Linked DNA regions of Homo sapiens: region 1 is linked to region 2. A link is a loop called in an ENCODE intact Hi-C map of the cell type or tissue named here. Cell type or tissue: endothelial cell of umbilical vein. All regions are shown on one strand. Each heading gives the region's core, and the rest is flanking DNA. Links, peaks and the distances in the headings are about the cores only.

What was found. Peaks named below come from ENCODE experiments on the same cell type or tissue, not always from the same donor. Only the 100,000 strongest peaks of a DNase experiment are listed, where the experiment ranks them.
Region 1: it touches region 2 in a loop (4-fold over the local background); 3 of 110 quality-filtered maps call a loop at or near these places.

What each region holds. Positions count from the first base shown.
Region 1 is chr18:57,670,008-57,680,021 of GRCh38, reverse strand. It overlaps ATP8B1 (ATPase phospholipid transporting 8B1), which reads left to right. Exons shown (of 28, transcript NM_001374385.1): 16 at 5,000-5,188; 17 at 8,442-8,554. It also overlaps the pseudogene TRG-TCC5-1 and the pseudogene TRG-TCC6-1. Among named protein-coding and RNA genes, the nearest start is that of ATP8B1-AS1, 45 kb to the right of the region's middle. In endothelial cell of umbilical vein, for the core only: no CTCF peak of the experiment used is centred there; DNase peaks (open chromatin) are centred at 2,211 and 4,901; H3K27ac peaks cover 3,239 bases.
Region 2 is chr18:57,723,351-57,733,364 of GRCh38, reverse strand. It overlaps ATP8B1 (ATPase phospholipid transporting 8B1), which reads left to right. Exons shown (of 28, transcript NM_001374385.1): 2 at 1,533-1,738. The coding sequence starts at 1,558. LOC105372141 (a long non-coding RNA gene) reads right to left here and starts at 1,533. Exons shown (of 4, transcript XR_935524.3): 1 at 1,342-1,533. In endothelial cell of umbilical vein, for the core only: no CTCF peak of the experiment used is centred there; DNase peaks (open chromatin) are centred at 4,204 and 5,094; H3K27ac peaks cover 1,681 bases.

The sequences.
Region 1 (10,014 bases), core at 720-8,719, 53 kb after region 2:
TTACAGGTGTGAGCCACCATGCCTGGCCAGGTAGTTTATTGTCACTTAATTAGAGTGAGCCGGGTGCAGTGATTCACGCCTGTAATCCCAGCACTTTGGGAGTCTGAGGTAGGCGGATCACCTGAGGTCAGGAGTTCAAGACCAGCCTGACCAATATTGTGAAACCCCACCTCTACTAAACATACAAAAATTAGCTGGGCGTGGTGGCGGGCACCTGTAGTCCCAGCTACTTGGGAGGCTGAGACAGGAGAATTGCTTGAACCCGCGAGGCGGAGGTTGCTGTGAGCCGAGATTTTGCCACTGCGCTCCAGCCTGGGCGACAAAGTGAGACTCCATCTCAAAAAGAAATTAGAGTGAATCAGCTGAGGCAGTTGTGAAGGAGAGAAGAAAGGTGCATTTAGCTTTCTCTGCCACCATTACCCTGAAGCTAGGGAATCAGGTTGATGAGAACTGAGAGGTGGGATTTGTGGTTTGAGCATCTTTCTTTGATTACATCAATTTCATGAGCCACAAATTAGTGTGTGAAAGAAAAAGAAGGTCTTTCTGGTTGCCTCTAAATGTGCCATAAATAAAGAGTTTTCTTAGGAAGGTTGCTTTGTTTTTGTTTGTTTTTTTAGTTTGTTTTTACACCTTCAATTTTTATTTTAGGTTCAGGGGATACATGTGCATGTTTGTTACATGGGTATATTGCATGATCCTGAAGTTTGGGGTACAATTGATCCCATCATCCAGGTAGTGAACACAGAACTTAATAGTTAGTTTTTCTTTTCTTTTTTATTCTTTTTTTTTTTTGAGACAGAGTCTTGCTCTGTTGCCCAGGCTGGAGAGCAGTGGCGCGATCTCGGCTCACTGCAAGCTCTGCCTCCCGGGTTCATGCATTCTCCTGCCTCAGCCTCCCAAGTAGCTGGGACTACAGGCACCCGCCACCATGCCTGGCTAATTTTTTTTGTATTTTTAGTAGAGACAGGGTTTCACCATGTTAGCCAGGACGAAAGGTCAGCCTGCTGCGTTGGCTGGGAATTGAAGTCGGGTCAATTGCTTGGAAGGCAGCTATGCTCACCACTATACCATCAACACCACACTCTTTTCTTTTCTCTTCTTTTTTTTTTTTTTTGAGATAGAATCTCGAACTATCGCCTGGGCTGGAGTGCAATGGTGTGATCTCGGTTCACTGCAACCTCTGCCTCCCGGGTTTATGCGATTCTCCTGCCTCAGCCTCCCAAGTAGCTGGGACTACAGGCACCCGCCACCATGCCTGGCTAATTTTTTTTGTATTTTTAGTAGAGACAGGGTTTCACCATGTTAGCCAGGACAAAAGGTCAGCCTGCTGCATTGGCTGGGAATCGAAGTCGGGTCAATTGCTTGGAAGGCAGCTATGCTCACCACTATACCATCAACACCACACTCTTTTCTTTTCTCTTCTTTTTTTTTTTTTGAGATAGAATCTCGAACTATCGCCTGGGCTGGAGTGCAATGGTGTGATCTCGGTTCACTGCAACCTCTGCCTCCCGGGTTTATGCGATTCTCCTGCCTCAGCCTCCCAAGTAGCTGGGATTACAGGTGCATACCACCACACGTGGCTAATTTTTTACATTTTTAGTAGAGACGGGGTTTCACTATGTTGGCCAGGCCGGTCTCAAACTCCTGACCTTGTGATCCACCCGCCTCAGCCTCCCAAAGTGCTGGGATTACAGGTGTGAGCCACCGTGCCCTGCCCTAATAGTAAGTTTTTCAACACTTGTTGCCCTCCCTCCCTCCTTTCTCTTGAAGTCCCCACTATCTATTTTTGCAGTCTTTATGTCCATGAGTACCCAATGTTAAGTGAGAACATGTGGTAGGTATGTGGTCTTCTGTTCCTGAGTTAATTTGCTTAGGATAATGGCCTAATCTCTATTGTGACAAAGGACATGATTTTGTTCCTTTTTATGGCTGCATAGTTTTTTAGTCCAAGTGTCTTCCAGCAGTCATAAGGTTGGAATTTGGACCAAGTCACTGACGTTCTTCCCATCTCTGTTAGTCTGCAATTCTGTGATTCCATTATCAGAAGGTAATGGAAAACATTTTTTTTTCTTTAATGATAAAAATATCAAGGTGTTTGCTCTAGATATGAGTGTCTTACTTGTGGGAACTTTACCACTTTTTATTATTTTGTTCCTTTTCTCTGCTGGAAATGCGTTTGCTGTCAATATTATGCCATATATCGCTGTGCCAACTTAAGTTGCCGAAGGGAAAGGCTTTGTTCTCACCGCTGCTGATTTGTCTCTGGTTAAATAGTTTGCCCTCTAGCATTTGTATATGATTGCTAGATGGCCGGATTTAGGAAGTGCGTTTATAGCTTCTAGTGAATGACTTTCTGAGTGAACAAATACAGAGAGACCCTAAGTGTCATCTTTAATTATTAATTAGGAAGTGATTAATATTGACTTAAAAAGTGAATCCTCTGAGCCAATTGTGAAGGAAGGAAGGAAGGTGTGTTTAGCTCTCTCTGCCACCGTTACCCCAGAGCACCAACCATTCCAAGTGAGGCTGCTCATGCATCTGTGGCCTTCATCCTGGTCAAAGTATTTTGGAAAACTAAATGCTCTTTCTGTCCAAAGTCATCTGGCCACGGAAATGCTTTTCCTTCTATTTTGAGACAAAATAACTAGAGTAGAAAAATAGAAGATCTTGGGTAGGCAGAGTATTTTTTAAACTTTTTATTGAAGTACAACATGTGTATACAGAGATATGTACGTATCATAAGTATATAACTCAATGAATTTTCACAAACCAATACTCTTGTAATGAGCACCCAGATTTTTAAAAAAGAACATTATCAATCCCCCTAGAATTCCCTTTACATTCCTTTCCAGTGATTACAAGAAAAGTACTTTCCTGACTACGAATAACACAGGTTAGCTCTGTCAGTTTTTTGGCTTATTTCAGTGGAATCATGTAGCATATGTACTCTTTTGTGTATCTGGCTGTGAGATTTATTCCTCTTCTTATTGGTTTTTTCTTTTTTCCTAAAAGAGACTGCATCTTGCTCTGTCAGCCAGGCTGGAGTGCAGTGGAATATCAAAGCTCACTGTAACCTCACACTCCTGGGCTCAAGTGATCCTCCTGCCTCAGCCTCCTGAATAGTTGCAATTATAGGCACGTGCCACTGAACCTAGCTTATTCTTATTGTTGAAATGTAGTTGTGAATAGAAGACAATTTTCCATTATTTAACTTTTAAACATTAAGATATCGGATAGTGATCAAACTAAGGTTGGTTGGTTTGTTTCAACTTTTCTTTCTTTCTTTTTTTTTTTTTTTTTTTTTGAAATGGAGTCTCGGTCTGTCACCAGGGTGGAGTGCAGTGGCGAGATCTCGGCTCACTGCAACCTCCACCTTCTGGGTTCAAGTGATTCTCCTGCCTCAGCCTCCCGAGTAGCTGGAACTATAGGCACGTGCCACCATGCCTGGCTAATTTTCTGTGTTTTTAGTAGAGACAGAGTTTCACTGTGTTAGCCAGGATGGTCTCCATCTCCTGACCTCATGATCTACCTGCCTCAGCCTCCCAAATTGCTGGGATTACAGGCGTGAGCCACTGCACCCAGCCTGTGTGGTTTTTTTTTCTTTTTTTTTTTAATAAGGAGAATATAGCTATGGTAAAGAAAAAATAGCCTGGGCAACATGGTGAGATCCTGTCTCTACAAAAAATACAAACATTAGCTGGGCGTGGTGATGTGCGCCTATAGTCCCAACTACTCAGGAAGCTGAGGTGGGAGGATCACTTGCGCCTGAAGCGATCAAGGCTGCAGTGAGCTGAGATGGTGCCACTGCACTCCAGCCTTGGTGCCAGAGTAAGACTGTCTCAAAAAAACAAAAAAGAAAGAAAGAAAGAAAACATACTTTTTTAGAGGGAAGATAAACTGGTACAACCTTCTTGGAAAACAAATTAGTATTGTATACCAATGAGTTTTAAAATTATCAGTGTTCTCTGGCTCAGTATTTTCCTAATAGGAATCTGCTCTTAGAAAATAAGCCAGGGGCCCAGGGGCAGTGGCTCATGCCTGTAATCCGAACACTTTAGGGACTGAGGCAGGCGAATCACTTGAGTCCAGGAGTTTGAGACCAGCCTGAGCAACATGGTGAAACCCCGTCTCTACAAAAAATACAAAAAATTAGCCAGGTGTGGTGGCGTGTACCAGTAATCCCAGCTACATGGGAAGATGAGGTAGGAGGATCACTGAGCCTGGGGAGATTGAGGCTTCAGTGAGCCATGATCGTGCCACTGCACTGCAACCTGGGCAACACGGTGAGACCCTGTTTCAGAAAAACAAGAAAGAAAGAGAATAAGCCAGGTGAGGTGACATGAGCCTGTAGCCCTAGCGACTCATTAGGCTGAGGCAGAAGGATCACTTGGGCCCCGGAGATCAAGAGCAGCCTGGACAACATAGGGAGACCTCTGTCTCTAAAAAGAAAAAAGAAACAGAAAAATCTTTACACACATACAAAAGGGTTATTAAAGTGTGACTTTTTGAGAGTAAAAAAATTTGGAAATTAAGTGTCTGTAATGGGAAAATGATAACATATTTACATTTGTTCAAATGTTTATAAAGAATTTAAAAAGGGATGGCAATATGCTCAGATACAGCATTAAAATAATCAGGATGTAAATGTATATTCAGCTTGATAGAAACAATTTCAGATACAGACATTTTAAAAGGCACTGGAGGGAATGATAAAATGTCAACACCTGTTGTTTCTCCTGTGGATGGTGGGATTATGGGAATTTTCCCTCATTCTCCACCAATGTTTCTTTTTTAGTTTATATTACTGTTTATAAGTCAAGATAAAACAAAGAAGTTTTAATCTTGGCATAACCCTTCCAAGTCAATGACTCGTTTTCCTGGGGATGTTTTGGGCTTTGCAGCCCATCTGACCCCCACAGGAGCCTCAGCAGAGGCCTCAACAATGAGCTCTGCATTTGTTTTTACAGCTTTTCTGGGATTTCTCTCGCTTCCTTGTTAGGTCAGCTCAACTACCAGGCAGCCTCTCCCGATGAAGGTGCCCTGGTAAACGCTGCCAGGAACTTTGGCTTTGCCTTCCTCGCCAGGACCCAGAACACCATCACCATCAGTGAACTGGGCACTGAAAGGACTTACAATGTTCTTGCCATTTTGGACTTCAACAGTGACCGGAAGCGAATGTCTATCATTGGTAAGTCCCCCTCAGAGTCTGTCTATGAATCGCTCATTTAGATGTTGCTTGTGCCCATTGTATTGAGTGGCATCAGGATAAAGCAGCCAGTGAAAGAGCTACTTGGCTCCTGGGAGATTTCTGCAGCTTTACTGAAACTGGTATTGTTGGCTGGGCGTGGTGGCTCACGCCTGTAATCCCAGCACTTTGGGAGGCCGAGGCGGGTGGATCACGAGGTCAGGAGATCGAGACCATCCTGGCTAACACGGTGAAACCCCGTCTCTACTAAAAATACAAAAAAAATTAGCCGGGCGTGGTGGCTGGCACCTGTAGTCCCAGCCACTCGGGAGGCTGAGACAGGAGAATGGCGTGAACCCGGGAGGCAGAGCTTGCAGTGAGCCGACATCGCGCCACTGCATTCCAGCCTGGGCGATAAAGCAAGACTCCGTCTCAAAAAAAAAAAAAAAAGAAACTGGTATTGTTTTCTTCATTCTTCACTGTGTTCCCTACTCAAAGGGGTAGCCACAGTATCTCTGAATCTTGCAAATGCTGCTGACGTTCTTTTTTAATCCCTCTCTTTTTTTTCTTTTCTTTTCTTTTTTTTTTTTTTTTTGAGATGGAGTCTTGCTCCGTCACCCAGGAGTGCAGTGGTGCGATCTCAGGTCACTGCAACCTCCGCCTCCCAGGTTCAAGCGAGTCTCCTGCCTCAGCCTCCTGAGTAGCTGGGATTACAGCTGCTGACATTCTTTAACCACGTGGGCTGCCAGATGCTGAATCTGGGGCAGCAGGTGGAACATTTCTGAAGCAGCAGGTAGACATTTGTAGCAGTCTTTTATTTTAAACAACACATGCTCTTTTATTTTTTGAGCACCTCTGAGTGCTCTCTTCTGTACTTGATGGCAGGGAAGGGAGGACTCAGCAGGAAAAGATTTCTGAGAAAAGCAAAGCTATGCTTATGAATCAAAATCATATCTGCAATGCAGGCACATAACAGACCACCAAGTGAAGATGAAAATCACTTCCTACCACTGAACTGCTTTAAATTCGTAATTTGAAATAATCTCAAACTTATAGAAAAGTTACAAGAATGGTTTAAAGAGCCCTCATACTCTTCCATATCCACCAATTGTTAACATAATGAAATTTCATTTACATATCTCTATATATAGATCTAATATATATCTAATTATATATATGTAATTTCATTATATATACCTATATATATACACACATATATATGTACACACACATACATACAGGTTATTGTTTTCTGAACCATTTGAGAGTAAATTGCGTTAGAAGGAGCAAGATTACATGATAAAAAAAGAAAATAAAAATATAAAAAAGAGAATAAATTGCAGGCCTAATGTCCCTTTCCCCTAAATACTGTACTATATACCATAGTAGGTATTTCCTAAGAACAGAAGCACTCACTTATATATACAGTGCAATGTTCAGAACCAGAAAATTTAACACAGTACAATATTATCTAATCAATAGACTTTATCAGATTTTACCAGGGAGGTTCATTCTTTGTTTTTCTGGTCCAGGATCCAATCTAAGATCACAGGTTATATTAGGTGATCATGACTCTGAGTCAAGGACGGTTCAATCTCTTTTTGATCTTTCATCCATTGATATTTTTAAAAAGCACAGGCTGGTTATTTTATAGGCTATCCCTCCATTTGCGTTTGTCTGATGTTCCCTCATGATTAGAGCTAGGTTACACATTGTTGGCAGGAAGAGTCCGTAAGTGATGCTGTGCTTTTCTTTAAGTATCACATCAGAAGGTGTATACACACACACACATTTATATTTATATATATATACATATATTTATATATGTATATTTATATATACATGTATTTATATATGTGTGTATATATGTAGATATATGTATGTATATATGTGTATATACATGTTATATATATATATATATATATATATATATATATATATATATATATACTTTTTTTTTTTTTTTTTTTGAGACAGAGTTTCACTCTTGCTGCCCAGGCTGAAGTGCAATGGTGCTATCTCGGCTCACTGCAACCTCTACCTCCCTGGTTCAAGTGATTCTCCTGCCTCAGCCTTCTGAGTAGCTGGGATTACAGGCATGTGCCACCATGCCTGGTTAATTTTGTATTTTTAGTAGAAACAAGGTTTCTCCATGTTGGTCAGGCTGGTCTCCAACTGCCGACCTCAGGTGACTGGCCCGCCTTGGCCTCCCAGAGTGCTGGGATTACAGGCGTGAGCCACCCTGCCTAGCCAGAAGGTATATATTATTGGTTTGTCTCATTAATGGGGATGTTAACTTTGATCACTTGGTTAAGGTGGTATCTACAAGCCTTCTCCACTATGATTGAATTTTTAACCAATAAAAATATACAGGTTTAACTATTACACCCTCCTTAGGCACACTTACTGAACGCTTTCTGTGTCCCTTACACAGATCTAGACTGATTATCATGCTTGCCATCTACCTTGATTTAAAATCTGGTTAACAGTGAGGGATGTATTACAATTATTGCATTAATCAAAAAACCCAAAAAAAATGGTCATTAGGAGTGGTGTTGTGGTCGAAGTATTAAAAGCAGTAAGTGTTGTGAGTTCATAGGTGAGAAACTACCTGTTGGTTGGATGGAGAAAAAGTCTACAAAAGAAAGTAACTAGAACATGGCATAGCACATGGTAGGGAGTCAGTAAATATTTGTTGGAAGAATAACTGAGGTTATAAAAAACAGAGCTGACTGTGAAGGAATCTTTTTATATTTATTTCACTATTACATTCAATGTAGATAATGACTTACCAGTTTTGTTGAAGGCAACACTTTTCTAGAGGAACTGATGGTTTTAAGCTAACAGTGAATTATGAGATAGTAACATTTCAAATTAACTTTATAAATGTAGTTTTCTATTAAAAAATCAAACTTAGCTGGGTGTGGTAACTCACATCTGTAATCCCAGCATTTTGGGAGGCTGAGGCAGGAGGATTGCTTGAGCCCAGGAGTTCAAGACCAGCCTGGGTAACATAGTGAGACCTCCAATGTCTATAAAAATAAAAATTAGCCAGGCATGGTGGCATGCACCTGTAGTCCCAGCTACTCGGGAGGCTGAGATGGGAGGATTGCTTGAGCCTGGGGGGTCGAGGCTACAGTGAGCCGATACTGAACTGCTGCACTCCAGCCTGGACAACAGAGCAAGACCCTGTCTCAAAAAATATATATATAAAAAATCAAACTTTGTTGTGTTTATTTCCTTCTTTTACTACCAGTAAGAACCCCAGAAGGCAATATCAAGCTTTACTGTAAAGGTGCTGACACTGTTATTTATGAACGGTTACATCGAATGAATCCTACTAAGCAAGAAACACAGGATGCCCTGGATGTAAGTTTCACTTTTATTCTTTCTGCAAGGGATTCTGAACTTACTCTCTGATGCTGTCTGTTAAGTTTGCATGAAAGCTGTATGTTAACTGCTGACCCTCCCTTTGCTTTGCAATAGTTGGGGTGGAAAGAGCAGTAAAGTAGGAATACAGCCACCTGGGTCCCAGTTCTGCCCCTGCCACTGACTTCCTGGGATATCACCATGGTGCCCTCTCCCAGCATGTGGGTCTTCAAGGTCTATAGGACTGAGGCAGGGGAATGGCTTAGCTCTCTTCCAGTGGCCTTGAGCAAGCTACATAACCATACTAGGTTGTAGTCTTACTATGTGTGTGGTCCCCAAGACCTCCACTAACTTCAAGTTGTAGTGCAAAGGAAGGAAAGCATTCATATGTGACAGGATGACAGAGCTGACTATAGGTCACATCTTGTCTAGCCAAGATGGCAGAAGCGGTTCAACTGATTGAGTATTTGGTGTCTCATGCCTGTAGTCCCAGCACTTTGGGAGGCCAAGGCGGGTGTATCACCTGAGGTCAGGAGTTCAAGACCAGCCTGGCCAACGTGGTGAAACCCCGTCTCCACTAAAAATACAAAAAAATTAACTGGGTGTGGTGGTGGGCACCTGTAATCCCAGCTACTTGGGAAGCTGAGGCAGGAGAATCGCTTGAACCCCAGAGGGAGGGGGTAGAGTGAGCCGAGATCGTACCATTGCACTCCAGCCTGGGCGACAAGAGCAAAACTTGGTCAAAATAAAAAAGATGTGACTATAAAGTAATGAGATGTTTACTGGTTCATGTTGAAACTGTTTAAAATGTTTAAATCAGGCTGGGTGCAGTAGCTCACGCCTGTAATCCCAGTACTTTGGGAGGGTGAGGTGGCAGATCACGAGGTTAACAGATCGAGACCATCCTGGCCAACATGGTGAAACCCCGTCTCTACCAAAAATACAAAGATTAGCCAGATGCAGTGGCACCCGCCTGTAATCCCAGCTACTCAGGAGGCTGAGGCAGGAGAATGGCGTGAACCAGGGAGGCAGAGGTTGCAGTGAACCGAGATCGCACCACTGCACTCAAGCCTGGGCGATAGAGTGAGACTTCATCTCAAAAAAAAAAAAAAGAAAAAGAAAAAGAAAAAAAAAGAAAATGTTTGAATCGTTCATCATGGGAAAATTGCCAGATACTCTTTTCCATTAAAAGCTTTGACCTCAGCTTTAACAATGGCTTGTGTATTTTAGAATTGGTTTGAGGGAATAATGCTTAGTGGAGAGTTCATAGGTGATTGGACTTGTATCACAGTTTGTTGGAACAAGTTATAAAGTTGTCAGGTTCGTGCTTATGTCATTACACCCCAAGGCAGCTCCCTTGGTCTGATATTTTCCTAGTCATGAAGAGAAAAAGAGAAAATGAGAAAATGAGAAAGGTAATAGAAGATTTAGAAGAAAGGTAAGCTTTTCCCTTTGGAAAC
Region 2 (10,014 bases), core at 1,235-9,234:
TCCTCTGCTGGGTAGGAATAACAATAATACTGTTATTCACCATGGTGGTGTGGGAAGTTTCAAAGAGCACATGTCTATAAAGTGCTTAGTGCAAGGCTTGGCATGCAGTTAACACAAAATAAATGCGAGCTGCTGTCATTAACAATACTGACTACACGGCACTGTGATGCTTATGTAAATGCCAGGCTGTGTGTCTGTAACCTGAGGTATTTGTGTAAATATTTTCCTAAAATAAATCTAACTAAGGTTGTTCTTCTCACTTGTATGGGGTCATCTTATGCGGTAGATGCTCAAACACAAATTCCAGATACAGAGTGGGCAGTGGTAGTTAGGAAGATAGAAAGGCTAGGGAGTGTTCCTGGGAAGTCAGTAAACTTGGAAGATCTAAGGTTATATTAAAAATGTTGTATCAGAACAAAGGCTCAGGACGTTAGTGTTAGCAGAAACCAGATATCTTAGAGCAGTGGTTTGTCAACTTTGCCAGCAATCCACAGTAAGAAATTCAACTCCGGCCGGGCGCGGGCCTGTAATCCCAGCACTTTGGGAAGCCGAGGCGGGTGGATGACTTGAGGTCAGGAGTTCGAGACCATCCTGGCTAACACAGTGAAACCCCGTCTCTACTAAAAATACAAAAATTAGCCGGGCGTGGTGGTGTGTGCCTGTAATCCCAGCTACTTGGGAGGTTGAGGCAGGAGAATCACTTGAACACAGGAGGCGGAGGTGACAGTGAGCCGAGATCGTGCCATTGCACTCCAGCCTGGGTGACAGAGGGAGACTCTATCTCAAAAAAAGAAAAAAAAGAAATTCAACTCCACTAACACCCACAATGCAAATAAATGTGTGAATGTGTACAACTATTTTATCAAGCAGTACTTATTATATGTGCTGTAATCTGATATTTTATAGCCTGTTTCATTTTATTTTAATGTTGATTGTTACCCACTAAATTTATTTCATTGAGACCCCCTAATTTGAAATATTGCCTTGAATATATATATACATATATATACACATATATACATATATATACACACATATATACACATATATACACACATATATACACATATATATACATATATACACATATATACATATATACACATATATACATATATACATATATATACACATATATACATATATACACATATATACATATATACACATATATACATATATACACATATATACATATATACATATATATACATATATACACATATATACATATACACATATATATACATATATACATATATATATACACATACATATATATATATACCCTTGTTTAAAAATAAAAGGTTTGCAGCTCCATATTTTTTAAAAAAATCTTACCCAAGCATTTAATCAGTACTGAATGGTTTTGTTCTTGTCTTCATGTCAAGTTGAATTTGGGGGTACTATTCCAGAATATTTACATGTTAGACAATGTTCTGTAAAAGGGGCATTGTAGCAGCATGCAGGCAGTATTCAACCAAAAACTGGGCAAGAGTCATAATTCACTCTGGTTTCTCTTTCCTTTTAAGCAGGTAGTTCCAATTTGCCAGCAGAATGAGTACAGAAAGAGACTCAGAAACGACATTTGACGAGGATTCTCAGCCTAATGACGAAGTGGTTCCCTACAGTGATGATGAAACAGAAGATGAACTTGATGACCAGGGGTCTGCTGTTGAACCAGAACAAAACCGAGTCAACAGGGAAGCAGAGGAGAACCGGGAGCCATTCAGAAAAGGTAACCACATGAAGTCCCGGTGACTAGGTCGCTTATAAATCCTCATGTGGGTCATGGCCACACGTGCCAAAGATGATCGGTCTATTTTGCGTGGTCTAGGAGAGAATCTTCTCTGATCTCTTCTTAGGATGCGACTGACAGAATGGTGGATGGGCTTGGACAAGTACCCATTGTCCTTAGTAAGAAGGGCTGGGAGAGCATATCTGACAAGTTCTGCAGAGAAAATACATTAAGGTCTTTGTTAGTGTGTGTATATATATATATATATATATATATATATATATATATATATATATATATATATATATATATATATATTTTGAGGCAGGGTCTCACTGTGTCTCCCCAGCTGGAGTCCAGTGGTGTGAACTCGGCTCACTGCAGCCTTGACCTCCTGGACTCAAGTGATCCTCCTACCTCAGCCTCCTGAGTAGCTGGACTACAGGCATGCACCAGTATGTCCAACTAATTTTTGTATTTGTGTGTGTGTTTGTGTGTGTAGATGGTATTTCACTATGTTGCCCAGGCTCGTCTCAAACTCCTGAGCTCAAGGGATCTGCCCACCTCAACCTCTCAAACTCCTGGAATTACAGGCATGAGCTACGATGCGTAGCCAGTGTATATATTCTTAAAATGGAGTTATGCGGGCAAGAATCTGCATGTTACTGCACCCAGAAATTTTTAAAGGATACATATCAATCAGTCTTAGATGTTAACTATTAGTATTGTTAAATTGGCGGTATGAGTTATATAAATAACCATCCTTGTGTATGTGTGTGTGTGTGTGTGTGTATATATATATATATATATATATATATATATATGTATATGGTCTGCCCAGGGTCAGGCCAGCATCAGAGGCAGGGTCTAGACCAAGGCCAGCAAACTTTTTCTGTAAAGGGCCAGCAAGTAAACATTTTAGGCTTTGTGGACCACGTGGTCTCTGCCAATGTTGAGTGTAAGTGACCGCAGACAGTACATCACTGAAGGCAGTAGAACATGGCTTGCTTTTACCATGATGCCTTTTCTTTTGTGGCTTTTCTATTTCATCTCCTGCTGGTTCTCCCACCCTGGCAAACAGATGTGGGCTTCTCTTGTAGCTCTTCTCCATGAGCAAGCTGAGACTTTTCTCTCTGGACCCCAGATTTGATATCAGGCTGAAAATATTTCCTCCATGGTGTTCCCTAAAATTCTAGCCGAACAACCTTAGCATCACATTCACAGAAATCATTATCATAGTGTTCTGGTTTCAGCGCTCCAGACACGCCTCCCTGCAGCCTTAGTCAGAGAAGCCTCGGATTTTAGCTGGTTTTCCCGAGGTCTCTGTTACTGCCATTCTGCCCTTGAAGGCTTTCTAGAAGCCTCTTTTTCCCCCATGCCAAACCCCCCCTCTAGTTTCTCTTTCTTGGGTTCTGCTATCTGGATGAGCTATTTTTTTCTAATAATTTTAACCTGTAGAAGATGTGATATGCATGAAATCCCATTTCTGCAATGATTCTTCCTGTTCTGGTCACAGAATCTGCCTGTGGGGAGATTCTCAGTGTGGGGAGTGCATGCACCCCGCGAGCCCCATCTCACCCAAATGTGGGGAGGCCATTGACTCCTGTATGTTGTGTGTCCGCTACCTTTCCATAGCAAACATTTAGATGGATTACCTCTTAGAGTGGGTTTCTGGTTTTGATTTCAAGCTGTTGAGGATTGAGCTTAAGTGCCTTCTGCCTTGAATCAGAAGGTACTAAACTCATGATACTTGACCAAAATTAAAGTGAAATTCCCTGCCGGGCACAGTGGCTCACGCCTGCAATCCCAGCACTTTGGGAGACTGAGGTGAGTGGATCACCTGAGGTCAGGAGTTCAAGACCAGCCAGACCAACATGGTGAAACCCCGTCTCTACTAAAAATACAAAAATTAGCCAGGCGTGGTGGCAAGTGCCTGTAGTCCCAGCTATTTGGGAGGCTGAGGCAGGAGAATCACTAGAACCCGGCAGGCAGAGGTGGCAGTGAGCTGAGATGGTGCCATTGCACTCCAGCCTGGGCAACAAGAGTGAAACTCCAACTCAAAAAAAAAAAAAAAAAAGAAAGAAAGAAAATGGAATTCCCACCAATCTGAACAGGAAGGTGGCCTCTGTCATAACAGGTCCAGACTGGATATTGGTGAACTAGCTAAAGCTGAAGCAGCCAGACAAGTTACAAGGAAGTTCTAGTTGATTGCCCAAACAGTGAATAAAACATGCTTCTTCCTCATTCCTTTCCCCGCTAATTGCACTGCTTAGTCTCCTATCACAATTTTGGAATCTCTACCAAATGTAGATATCTGATGGGGTGGCAGGAGAATTGGCTCCATGGGGTCCAGGGTCAACTTTGCTCTTGGTGCTTGGTGGCACGCCATCAGACGTGTAGTCCGAGACACAGCAAAGGGACCGGGATTGGGTGCCTGCAGAAATGTCAGAGACGCATGTAGTGGGTGGAAACTCTCATCCCCTGTTTTTTTACAACTCTGCCTGCCCATTCTGGTGGTTAGGATCCTTTCCTGATCATTCAGTTTGCAGGTCATATGTTTTGTAGATTTCTACCCTCGGTATATGGGCATTAAAAGAGCTCAGTCTTGGCCGGGTGCGGCGACTCATGCCTGTAATCCCAGCACTTTGGGAGGCCAAGGAAGTTGAATCGCCTGAGGTCAGGAGTTCGAGACCAGCCTGGCCAACATAGTGAAACCCCATCTCTATTAAAAATACAAAAATTAGCCCGGCATGGTGGTGCACACCTATAATCCCAGCTACTCGGGAGGCTGAGGCAGGAGAATCGCTTGAACCTGGGAAATGGAGGTTGCAGTGAACCAAGATCCCACCACTACACGCCATCCTGGGTGACAAAGTGAGACTCCATCTCAAAAAAAAAAAAAAAATGCTCAGTCTTGAATCTTAGTCATGTTTTCCAAGGGTGATTTATATTCCTAGGGGATTTGGGTGGTTCTCGCTTCTCAAAACCCATATCAAATGACTTTGCCTGTGACTTTTTACAAAAATTCTTATTCTAATACCTCTCTGCGCCCTTCCCAAGCACACAGATGATGTTCAGTAAATGCCAGACCTCTTTCCTCCCATTTCCCATGTGCCCTGCCTCCCTCACAGCCAGTCTGCTCTCCTTCTTTCCTCCCTTCCTCTCTTTGCCCTCTTCATCCCTCTTTCCTTTCCCACTATATTCTCATTTGTGCAATTTCCCAGTTAAGGTCAGTGTCACCCTGACTTCTCTTTCTTTTTTTAATCATCATCTGTCTTTCTTGACATTTCACATCCTGAATAATTTCCTTCAGAGAATCAGTTCTTTAAGACATCAGAACATGAGTCACCCTGCGAGGTACCACCAGACTAACACCAGGGACCAGCACCCATTCTAGCAAAACACTGCCTAAGCAGCCTGAACTGCGCTAGTTTCTTTAATGAGGGTTGTAGCACAGAAAGTTGCTTTCTTTTTTTTTTAAAGAAAGGAAATCCTCTAGCCCAACTAAGCTTTCCTGTTAAACAAGTGCTTTGAGAGACCCATTCAGAGTACTTTTCACTAGAAGGACCTTTATTGTGTTTTGTGAGAAGGAAGGACAGGCACAAACATGCTGTTAGAATGTGCCATGGAGAAAGATAAGCCCACAGGTTCGAGTGGAGTAACTTTACCCTTTGTGTAAAGATTCAGCAAAGATTCTCAGAAATGAGCGGGAATGTTTTCAGTGCTATGGGATGAGCTCTGTCGTTTCCTGATGAACACACTTCTCAGCATGTGTTCTGGGAAACACTAGTTTTTGTATTTTTGGAGTTTTCTTGTTGTTTGTTTGTTTGTTTTTGTTTTGAGATGGAGTCTCTCTCTGTCGCCCAGACTGGAGAGCAGAGGCGCGATATCGGCTCACTGCAACCCCGCTCCTGGGTTCAAGCGATTCTCCTGCCTCAGCCTCCCAAGTAGCTGGGATTACAGGCGTATGCTACCACGCCTGGCTAATTTTTGTATTTTTAGTAGAGACAGAGTTTCACCATGTTGGCCAGGATGGTCTCGATCTCCTGAACTTGTGATCCACCAGCCTCAGCCTCCCAAAGTGCTGGGATTATAGGCGTGAGCTACCACACCCGGCCTTAAAGTGATATCTTCATAAAATAATCTGGAATTAAGAATGTGGGGTCTTTAGCGCATCTATGAATTAATATTTAGTTGGAACCAAAACACAGATAAAGATGGCTCATTGAAACGTATCAATCGTAGGATATCCTAGGGAATCTGTGAAAAGTGCTGAGGGAGCTGTTCCACTTAATAAGATGAATTTTCCATTTTCGGCACATACCACATATGGGAGTCTACTCTGGCTACTTATTTTCTTTCTTTCTCTGATCGGTTGTAAATTACCATCCACCTCCACAGCCTAAAAACACCAGAGTAATTGATGCTTGTAAAGCCGCAGGGTGAGGGGTATTCCTGCACTGAGTGATTACTGATGGGGAAGGGTGGTGATACTGTGCCATCTCATTTTATTTTATTCTTTTTATTTATTTGTTTATTTATTTATTTGACAGAATCTCGCTCTTGTTGCCCAGGCTGGAGTGAAGTGGCGTGATCTCAGCTCACTGCAACCTCCGCCTCCCGGGTTCAAGTGATTCTCCTGCCTCAGCCTCCCGAGTAGCTGGGATTACCGGCGCCCGCCATCACGCCCAGCTAATTTTTGTATTTTTAGTAAGGACGGAATTTTGCCATGTTGGCCAGGCTTGTCTTGAACTCCTGACCTAAGGTGATTCGCCCACCCTGGCCTCCCAAAGTGCTGGGATTACAGGCATGAACCACTGTGCCCGGCCTATTCTATTTATTTTTAAGATCTTGGGCAACATGCTCATTTTAGAGAATTTGCTTTCAAGTCATGTAATTTATGATTGAACCTTGGGTAAGAATCTCTTGCTCATGGAAACCTAACTCAGCTGGTGGTTTTCTTCCTGCTACTTTGCAGCCCAAGTTCAGAAGTAGATTTTTAATGATAGAAGTCACCATAGGAAGACACTCTCCTTTGCACTAACTGGGGGTTCTCAGTCCTGCCTGTACATCAGAACCTCTTGTGGAATTTTTACAAACTCTCTAGGTGCCTGGACCCAGCCCCTGAAGATACAGAGTGGTTCTGGGATGAGGCAAGGGGAAGAATCTATCATTTAAAATGAATTCAGTGGCCTGAATATTTTCTCCCATTCTGTTGTCTCTTTACTTTGTTGATTGTTTCCTTTGCTTTACAGAAGCTTTTTAACTTGTGATCTCATTTGTCCGTTTTTGCTTTGGTTGCCTGTGCTTGTGAAGTATTACTCAAGAAATCTTTGCCCAGTTTAGTGTCCTGGAGAGTTTCCCAAGTGGTTTTTTTGTTGTTGTTGTTTGTTTTTGTTTGAGGCAGAGTCTTGCTCTGTCACCAGGCTGAAGTGCAGTGGCACAATCTTGGCTCACTGCAACCTCAACTTCTTGAGTTCAAGCAATTCCCTTGCCTCAGCCTCCCGAGTAGCTGGGACTACAGGTATGTACCACCATGCTCGGCTAACTTTTTGTATTTTAGTAGAGACAGGGTTTCACCATGTTGGCCAGGATGGTCTCCATCTCTTGACCTTGTGATCCACCCACCTTGGCTTCCCAAAGTGCTGGAATTACAGGCGTGAGCCACCATGCTCAGACTTCCCCAGGGTTTTCTTGGAGTAGTTTCATAGTTTGAGGTCTTAGATTTAAGTCTGTAATCCATTTTGATTCAATTTTTGCATATGACAAGAGATGGGGTCTACTTTCATTCATCTACATATAAATATGCAGTTTTTCCTTGCATCATTTATTGAAGAGACTGCCTTTCCCCAATGTATGTTCTTGGCACCTTTGTTGAAAACAAGTTTACTAAGGATGTATGAATTTATCTCTGAGTTCTCTTTTCTGTTCCATTGATCTGTGTGTCTGTTTTTATGCCAATACCACGTTGTTTTGGTTATTATAGCTCTGTCATATAATTTGAAGTCAGGTAGTGTGATTCCTACAGTTCTGTTCTTTTGGCTTAGATTAGCTGTGGCTTTTCTGGGTCTTCTGTGGTTCCCATACAAATTTTAGGATTTTTTTTCTATTTCTGTGAAGACAGTCATTGGTATTTTCATAGAGATTGCATTGAATCTGTAGATTGCTTTGGGCAGTGTGGACATTTTAACAATATTCCAATCCATGAGCATGGAATATCATTCCATTTTTCTGGTGTCCTCTTTAGTTTCTTGCATCATTGCAATCAATTTATAGTTTTGATTGCAGAGATCTTTTACTTCTTTGGTAAACTTAATTCTTAGCTATTTTATTCATAGCTATTATAAATGGGATTATTTTTTTTCTTTTTTTTTTATTATACTTTAAGTTTTAGGGTACATGTGCACATTGTGCAGGTTAGTTACATATGTATACATGTGCCATGCTGGTGCGCTGCACCCACTAACTCATCATCTAGCATTAGGTATATCTCCCAATGCTATCCCTCCCCCCTCCCCCCACCCCACCACAGTCCCCAGAGTGTGATATTCCCCTTCCTGTGTCCATGTGATCTCATTGTTCAATTCCCACCTATGAGTGAGAATATGCGGTGTTTGGTTTTTTGTTCTTGCGATAGTTTACTGAGAATGATGATTTCCAATTTCATCCATGTCCCTACAAAGGACATGAACTCATCCTTTTTTATGGCTGCATAGTATTCCATGGTGTATATGTGCCACATTTTCTTAATCCAGTCTATCATTGTTGGACATTTGGGTTGGTTCCAAGTCTTTGCTATTGTGAATAATGCCGCAATAAACATACGTGTGCATGTGTCTTTATAGCAGCATGATTTATAGTCATTTGGGTGTATACCCAGTAATGGGATGGCTGGGTCAAATGGTATTTCTAGTTCTAGATCCCTGAGGAATCGCCACACTGACTTCCACAATGGTTGAACTAGTTTACAGTCCCACCAACAGTGTAAAAGTGTTCCTATTTCTCCACATCCTCTCCAGCACCTGTTGTTTCCTGGCTTTTTAATGATTGCCATTCTAACTGGTGTGAGATGGTATCTCACAGTGGTTTTGATTTGCATTTCTCTGATGGCCAGTGATGATGAGCATTTTTTCATGTGTTTTTTGGCTGCATAAATGTCTTCTTTTGATTAGTGTCTGTTCATGTCCTTCGCCCACTTTTTGATGGGGTTGTTTGTTTTTTTCTTGTAAATTTGTTTGAGTTCATTGTAGATTCTGGATATTAGCCCTTTGTCAGATGAGTAGGTTGCGAAAATTTTCTCCCATTTTGTAGGTTGCCTGTTCACTCTGATGGTAGTTTCTTTTGCTGTGCAGAAGCTCTTTAGTTTAATTAGATCCCATTTGTCAATTTTGTCTTTTGTTGCCATTGCTTTTGGTGTTTTGGACATGAAGTCCTTGCCCATGCCTATGTCCTGAATGGTAATGCCTAGGTTTTCTTCTAGGGTTTTTATGGTTTTAGGTCTAACGTTTAAATCTTTAATCCATCTTGAATTGATTTTTGTATAAGGTGTAGGGAAGGGATCCAGTTTCAGTTTCCTACATATGGCTAGCCAGTTTTCCCAGCACCATTTATTAAATAGGGAATCCTTTCCCCATTGCTTGTTTTTCTCAGGTTTGTCAAAGGTCAGATAGTTCTAGGTATGCGGCATTATTTCTGAGGGCTCTGTTCTGTTCCATTGATCTATATTTCTGTTTTGGTACCAGTACCATGCTGTTTTGGTTACTGTAGCCTTGTAGTATAGTTTGAAGTCAGGTAGTGTGATGCCTCCAGCTTTGTTCTTTTGGCTTAGGATTGACTTGGCAATCCGGGCTCTTTTTTGGTTCCATATGAACTTTAAAGTAGTTTTTTCCAATTCTGTGAAGAAAGTCATTGGTAGCTTGATGGGGATGGCATTGAATCTGTAAATTACCTTGGGCAGTATGGCCATTTTCACGATATTGATTCTTCCTACCCATGAGCATGGAATGTTCTTCCATTTGTTTGTATCCTCTTTTATTTCCTTGAGCAGTGGTTTGTAGTTCTCCTTGAAGAGGTCCTTCACATCCCTTGTAAGTTGGATTCCTAGGTATTTTATTCTCTTTGAAGCAATTGTGAATGGGAGTTCACTCATGATTTGGCTCTCTGTTTGTCTGTTGTTGGTGTATAAGAATGCTTGTGATTTTTGTACATTGATTTTGTATCCTGAGACTTTGCTGAAGTTGCTTATCAGCTTAAGGAGATTTTGGGCTGAGACAATG